Regions from separate parts of the Homo sapiens genome. Here region 2 is linked to region 1. Evidence: chromatin loops called from intact Hi-C (ENCODE). Cell type or tissue: Calu3. All regions are shown on one strand. Each heading gives the region's core, and the rest is flanking DNA. Links, peaks and the distances in the headings are about the cores only. Region 1 overlaps STEAP1B (STEAP family member 1B). Region 2 overlaps RAPGEF5 (Rap guanine nucleotide exchange factor 5).

What was found. Peaks named below come from ENCODE experiments on the same cell type or tissue, not always from the same donor. Only the 100,000 strongest peaks of a DNase experiment are listed, where the experiment ranks them.
Region 2: it touches region 1 in a loop (2.4-fold over the local background); 1 of 110 quality-filtered maps calls a loop at or near these places.

What each region holds. Positions count from the first base shown.
Region 1 is chr7:22,450,672-22,453,587 of GRCh38, forward strand. The region is part of intron 4 of STEAP1B (STEAP family member 1B); the gene reads right to left. Among named protein-coding and RNA genes, the nearest start is that of STEAP1B, 48 kb to the right of the region's middle. In Calu3, for the core only: a CTCF peak has its summit at 1,713 (motif pointing left); a DNase peak (open chromatin) is centred at 1,740.
Region 2 is chr7:22,268,593-22,271,508 of GRCh38, forward strand. All of the region lies in intron 6 of RAPGEF5 (Rap guanine nucleotide exchange factor 5), which reads right to left. Among named protein-coding and RNA genes, the nearest start is that of RAPGEF5, 87 kb to the right of the region's middle. In Calu3, for the core only: no CTCF peak of the experiment used is centred there; a DNase peak (open chromatin) is centred at 1,599.

The DNA of each region.
Region 1 (2,916 bases), core at 238-2,737:
TATTTCTGTGAAGAATGTCATTGGTATTTTGATAGAGATTAAATTAAATCTGTACACTGCTTTGGGTAGTATGGACATTTTAACAATATTGATTATTCCTATCCATGAACATTGAATATTTTTCTATTTTGGGGTGTCCTCCTCAATTTCTTTCATCAGTGTTTTACAGTTTTCATTATAAAGATCTTTCACTTCTTTGGTTAATTCCTAGATATTTAATTTTGTGACTACTGAAAATGGGGGCCCGGCACAGTGGCTCATGCTTGCAATCCCAGCACTTTGGGAGGCCAAGGTAGGCAGATCACCTGAGGTCAGGAGTTCAAGACCAGCCTGGCTAACATGGTGAAACCTTGTCTCCACTACAAATGCAAAAAAATTAGCCAGGTGTGGTGGCACATACCTGTAATCCCAGCTACTCAGGAGGCTGAGGCACAAGAATTGTTTAAACCCAGGAGGCAGAGATTGCAGTGAGCTGAGATTGCGTCACTGTACTCCAGCATGGGCGACAGAGATTCTGTCTCAAAAAAAAAAAAGAAAAGAAAATTACTTTTTCAGATTGTTCATTGTTGGCATTTTGTATGTTGATTTTGTATCCTACAGCTTTACTGAATTTATCAGTTTTAATAGTTTTTTTTTTGTGAAGTCTTTAGGTTTTTCCAAATAAAAGATCACATCATCTGCAAACAAGGATAGTTTGACTTTTGTCTTTCCAATTTGGATGCCCTTTCTTTATCCGATTGCTCTAGCTAGGACTTCCAGTATGACGTTGAATAACAGTGATGAAAGTGGGCATCCTTGTCATGTTCCAGATCTTAGAGAAAAGGTTTTGTTTTTCCCCATTTAATATAATATAGCTGTTGGTCTGTCACGTGGCTTTTTTTATGTTGAGGTATATTTTATCTCCAGTATTTTGAGGACTTTTATCGTGAAGGCATGTTGAATTTTATCAAATAATTTTTCAGCATCAATTGAAATGATATGGTTTTTATCCTTCATTCTGTTGATGTATCATATTGATTGATTTGTGTATGTTGAACAATCCTTGCATCCCAGGGATAAATCCCACTTGGTCATGACAAATGATTTTTCTAATATATTGTTGAATTTGGTTTGCTATTATTTTGTTGAGGATTTTTGCAGCAATATTCATAGGTATTGGCCTGTAGTGTTTTGTGGTTTTTTAAAAATGTATCTTTGTCTGGTTTTAGTATCAGAGTAATACTGGCCTCTTAGAACGAGTTTGGAAGTACACTCCTTCTCTATTTTTTGCATTAGTTTGAGTAGGATTGGTATTAGTGGTTCTTTAAATGTTTGGTAGAATTCAGCAGTGAAGCCATTGGGTCCCAGGCTTTTCTTCACTGGGATTCATTAGTAATTTAAACAGGGGAAATCCAGTATAAAGAACTGATAACCAGACAAAGGATGATTAACTCCTAAAAAGCATAAAGGAAAAGTTTAAGATATAATTGAGGTAGAAATTACAGAAGGCTGCTACCACCCTTGACTGAGGGAAAGGTAAGTAAGGAAAGACTCTGGAAGCGAGGGCGTGGCTACTGCAGGAAAGAAGAAACAGGCTGCCAGAGGGTGCTCGTCACAGCACCCTGAGAACTGTCACCACTGAAATGAACGCTCCTGAGACCCTCCACACTCCAATTTGCTCATATTTGTGTGAGAAACGGAAAGAAAGTGACCCCTCCCTTCCTTTCAGCTTTGCAGGCTCCCTGCAGCGCCCTCTATTGGCAGACAATCCCCCCCCTCCCCGCGCCATACACCAAACCCAAACCCGCCGGTCAAAGAAGAGCCGGTAATGCGGTAATGTGCAGATTCTAGCTTCAGGATCACAAAGCAAGACAAAAAGGACGGTTTGGAGCTGCAAGGCAATAAATTAACAACTGGAACAAACGTCAAGAGAAAAGTACAGTTAAAGGATTACAGAGAAAGGATAAATGACTTTTACTCTCTCCTCTCCCCAAATCAATAGATTGATAGGCTGGGTCCTGAGCGAACTCCTTCAGTCTCGGGGTAAAAACTGCAGAGTAAGCAGGAACTACATGGTTCCCTTGCAGTGATGCCCAGGGCTGAGAATCTTACCCCAAGCTCGAGAAATCTTCACTTTTCTATGCAAGCACAGGGAGCCCGTTTTCTCACGTGTTCAGGAAGAACAACCAGGATTTCTAAGGTGAGAATTATTTGTCTTCCTGGCAGTTGCTAATCCCAATACCAGTCCCTGGAGATTGCTTTTTTGCTGAGCTTTTTCTCCTTTGAATCCTGCCCAAGAAGAGTAGGAAGGCAGGGAACAGGGGATAAACTATTTTGATTTCTCATATTTCTGCTCTGTTTTGAAGTGAAACAATTTCATACAGCCCCCAGATTGGCACATGTTCCCCCTTCCACCAACTCCCCTGCAGTCTTTCTCACTGCAGTCAGGAAGACATTATTTTAAAAAATTCGTGTCAGTGCCAACCAACTGCGACAGGATTTTATTTCAAAAATCATTCTGTTGGCTTTCCTCGTATGAAACTCTCTGCCATAGTCTATAAAACACTCCATTACCCATCTCAACCATCTTTAGAAAGAAGCCTTCTGAAAGGTCTCATGATGTGCAGAAAGTACACTGGCTTAGGGTAGAAGGCTGAGGCATTTCCATTTCCAGCACCAACTGTGCTATGTGCATGAGAAAAATCACTCAGTTTCTTACTGCCTCCCTCAGCATTTCCCCCTGAACTCTACAGAGACCCCTTTGCAGTCATTGGCCTCAGGGAGGTTGTAAAGTACCATATTCATGTCGTTGAGATGGAAAGGACCAAGGGAATCTGTTAGGGCAGCTCTAGTCTACACAGCTCTGTACCTGAAGCTCTTTTCTGTGACTTTTAATTTATGTTACTTTCTGAAGTTTTAGTTCTAAAATTAGGACAT
Region 2 (2,916 bases), core at 130-2,629, 180 kb before region 1:
CATTCACAAGGGTCTTGTCAATGGTTTCTAGATTCTATGATCTCCCAGGGAAAACCCCACTGTGGCACACACACAGGGAGAAGGCAGAGATGGAAAATCATGCACGAGGTGGATCACTTAATTTGCTCACAACGGATCGAAACCAGTCATCTCCAGCTTCCTCTTTTAATTTTCCACACCTGAATTCCCTTTATGGGATTCTCAGTTTTTCCTTTTCCAATTAGAAAATGATGCCCAAAATAGAAACAGCTCAGAAAAGGAAAGGATTATATTCCCACCACTGTATAACACTACAGCTTTTCAAAGAGTTGACAGAGAAAGAAAGGAAAGAATGAGATGAGCGAGCAAAAAATGGAGCATTTCCGGGGCACTTGGGAGGGTGAGAGACAGGCAGTGAGAAAGGCATGAAGAACTTCACAGTTCAACTTAGAACCTAGGCTGCTTTTTTACATAAAATAAATGAGATTACTGTACTGTACTACACTACATCAACTGAACCTCTGCCATGGGAGGATACGAGTATTTTATGCAAAGGAGGATGTACGATAGCTTCCGTGTTTCTGCATTGGGAGGGAAAAAGTTTTTGACAAAAAAAAAAAAAAAAAAAAGAAACCCAAAGATAGGTTAGTCTTCCTACAAGACGCAAAGGGGAAAGTGCTGATCAAGCAGACCACACACTGGGTAAGATCCCTTTCATGCTGCTACAGCATCTTCACAGTTCTTTTTTGTTTTTTTAAATGACCTAGCAATCAATCATTTAAAGTTGTGTGACTAATGCCTATATTTTGGCTGGAAACTCCACTGAGGCAGGGACCTGTTTGCCTTTTCTTCACATTATCCTGGGCAATTGACACTCACTCATTAGCCCACAAGAGGTGGTTGAAGAGACAACCCTATTTATACAAAGACAGAAGGAGAAAACACAGAAAGGACCGAGGGGAGAGAAAAAACTTCCCGAGGGAGGACAATGAAAATTCAGAGAAGGCATTCCCATCATAAGTTACTCCCAGCAGAAATCTTCAGAACATGTTAGAAGGATTCAAAGCTGGCCTTTGCAAATAATTGTTAGGTTTATATGAAACTGAATTGAAAACTAAAACTCTGAGCAATTACACAAACAGGGACTACACTTTTCTTTGTGTGTTAATAAGGGACCTGTTGGCACTGGAAAAGAAATGTCATACTCCAGTGCCAGTTGAGCCTTCAAATAACTGAGGCTCTGGCTGACATTCTGACCACAACCTCCTGAGACACCCTGAGCAGGAACTACCTAGCTAAGGTGCTTCCCAACTCCTAACATGTGGGGGATCAGTCAGATTGGTGGGAAAAACTATAGGGAAAGGACACAAACCTTCTGAAAGGTCGAAAGGTTCTGCAGAGCCCCGGAGGAGAACAGGTGAAGGCAGCTGTTCTATAAAACTGAGGCAGAGGGCAAGGAGTAGGTACAAAAGAATGTGGGGGAATTTATCTTAAACAAGCTTGCTTACTTGTGTTGACCAGGAACTGACCTTTGATCATCTATGTACACCTGACATTCCCTGAAAGGCGAACAATGAATGTTAATTACCTACAGGTAGTGTTGGCTCCAGGTTTTTGGCACTGTGCCTGCACTGAATAAAAGCAAGCAGCTCCAGCTTCTCAGGGCTGCTCTCTGGCCACTAGAGCCAGGCAGTCACCTAGGTGCTCTCACACTGCTTACCTGTGTCTGAGTACTCATTTCATCCATCTGCCACAGTCTGTGAGACAGACCCGGTACCAACATAATAAATACACGTTGTTTCAAATCTGTAGATTCTGGAGTCATTTGTTATGCTGAAGAGTCTTTTATAAGACAATGATGATTTTTCTACTGTAATCTAACTGTGTTGTTGGCTAACCTGAGTTCCTCTCACCATGCCTGAAATAGAGCCACTGTTGGGTTAGGCTTGAGAAATGTACCAAATGTAGTAGAACCATGTTCTGATACTGGCCATGGTTTTTATCCAATGAGGATACAAAACCACTGCCTAGGTCATTAGAAAAAAATGCATTGTTCTTAATCTGACAGAAACAGTAAATTATTAGCTTGGCTTTTCCTGTCATAACCCTTCCCTACTATAATCCTTAACTCCTTTTCAGAACTCCCTGGGACTAGATGTATTTCAGAATTCAAAATTTTACAAATTTCAGAAAGGTATCTTCAGTGAGGTCTGGGGCAGCAACTTGTAGTCAGATACATTAATATTTCTTCCATGAAATGCATTACTATTCAAATCAAATGGGATAAAGGAAGACTAGAAAAAGCCTAGAGTTTTGCCACCAAATATGTTCAGTTTTGGTTGGATTTTGCCACCAAGTTAGTTATGAAGAACTTTTGTTTTTCAGAGTTTTTCTAATGTAGGACTGTGAATAAGGGACTGTAAACCTCTACTAGTGTTACATTAAAGTTTCCCTCCCTCATCTTTTTCTCATGTTTCTTCTTTCCCAATTGCTATTTGGTCACTACTTTTGGTCTACTTACTGGGAAATGCTTTCTTTAAATAGCTTGAGTTTTCATCTAGTTCAGCAGTTCTCAAACTTGACTGCACATTAGAATCATTTGGAGAGGTTTAAAAAAAATACTGATATTTAGGCCCCAACTAAATCAGAATCTCGGGATTGAACCAGGCATCAGTGTGCATTGTTGTTTCCAAGATTCCTAGGTGATTCTATTGCATCCAGGGTGAGAAATCACTGCTCTATTCAACAAGTATCTTACTTTCTCCAAGGCCCCATATTTCGACCTTCATTTCAACTGAAAATTTTTAGTCTGTACTTTGTCCTCCTCTAATTTAATTCATTTGTAAAGGAACGTGGCCTTCACTGTATTTAGATATAAAATTATGCTATAATCCAATCAAATAAGATTCACTTACTATAGTAGCAGTTCGACAGACA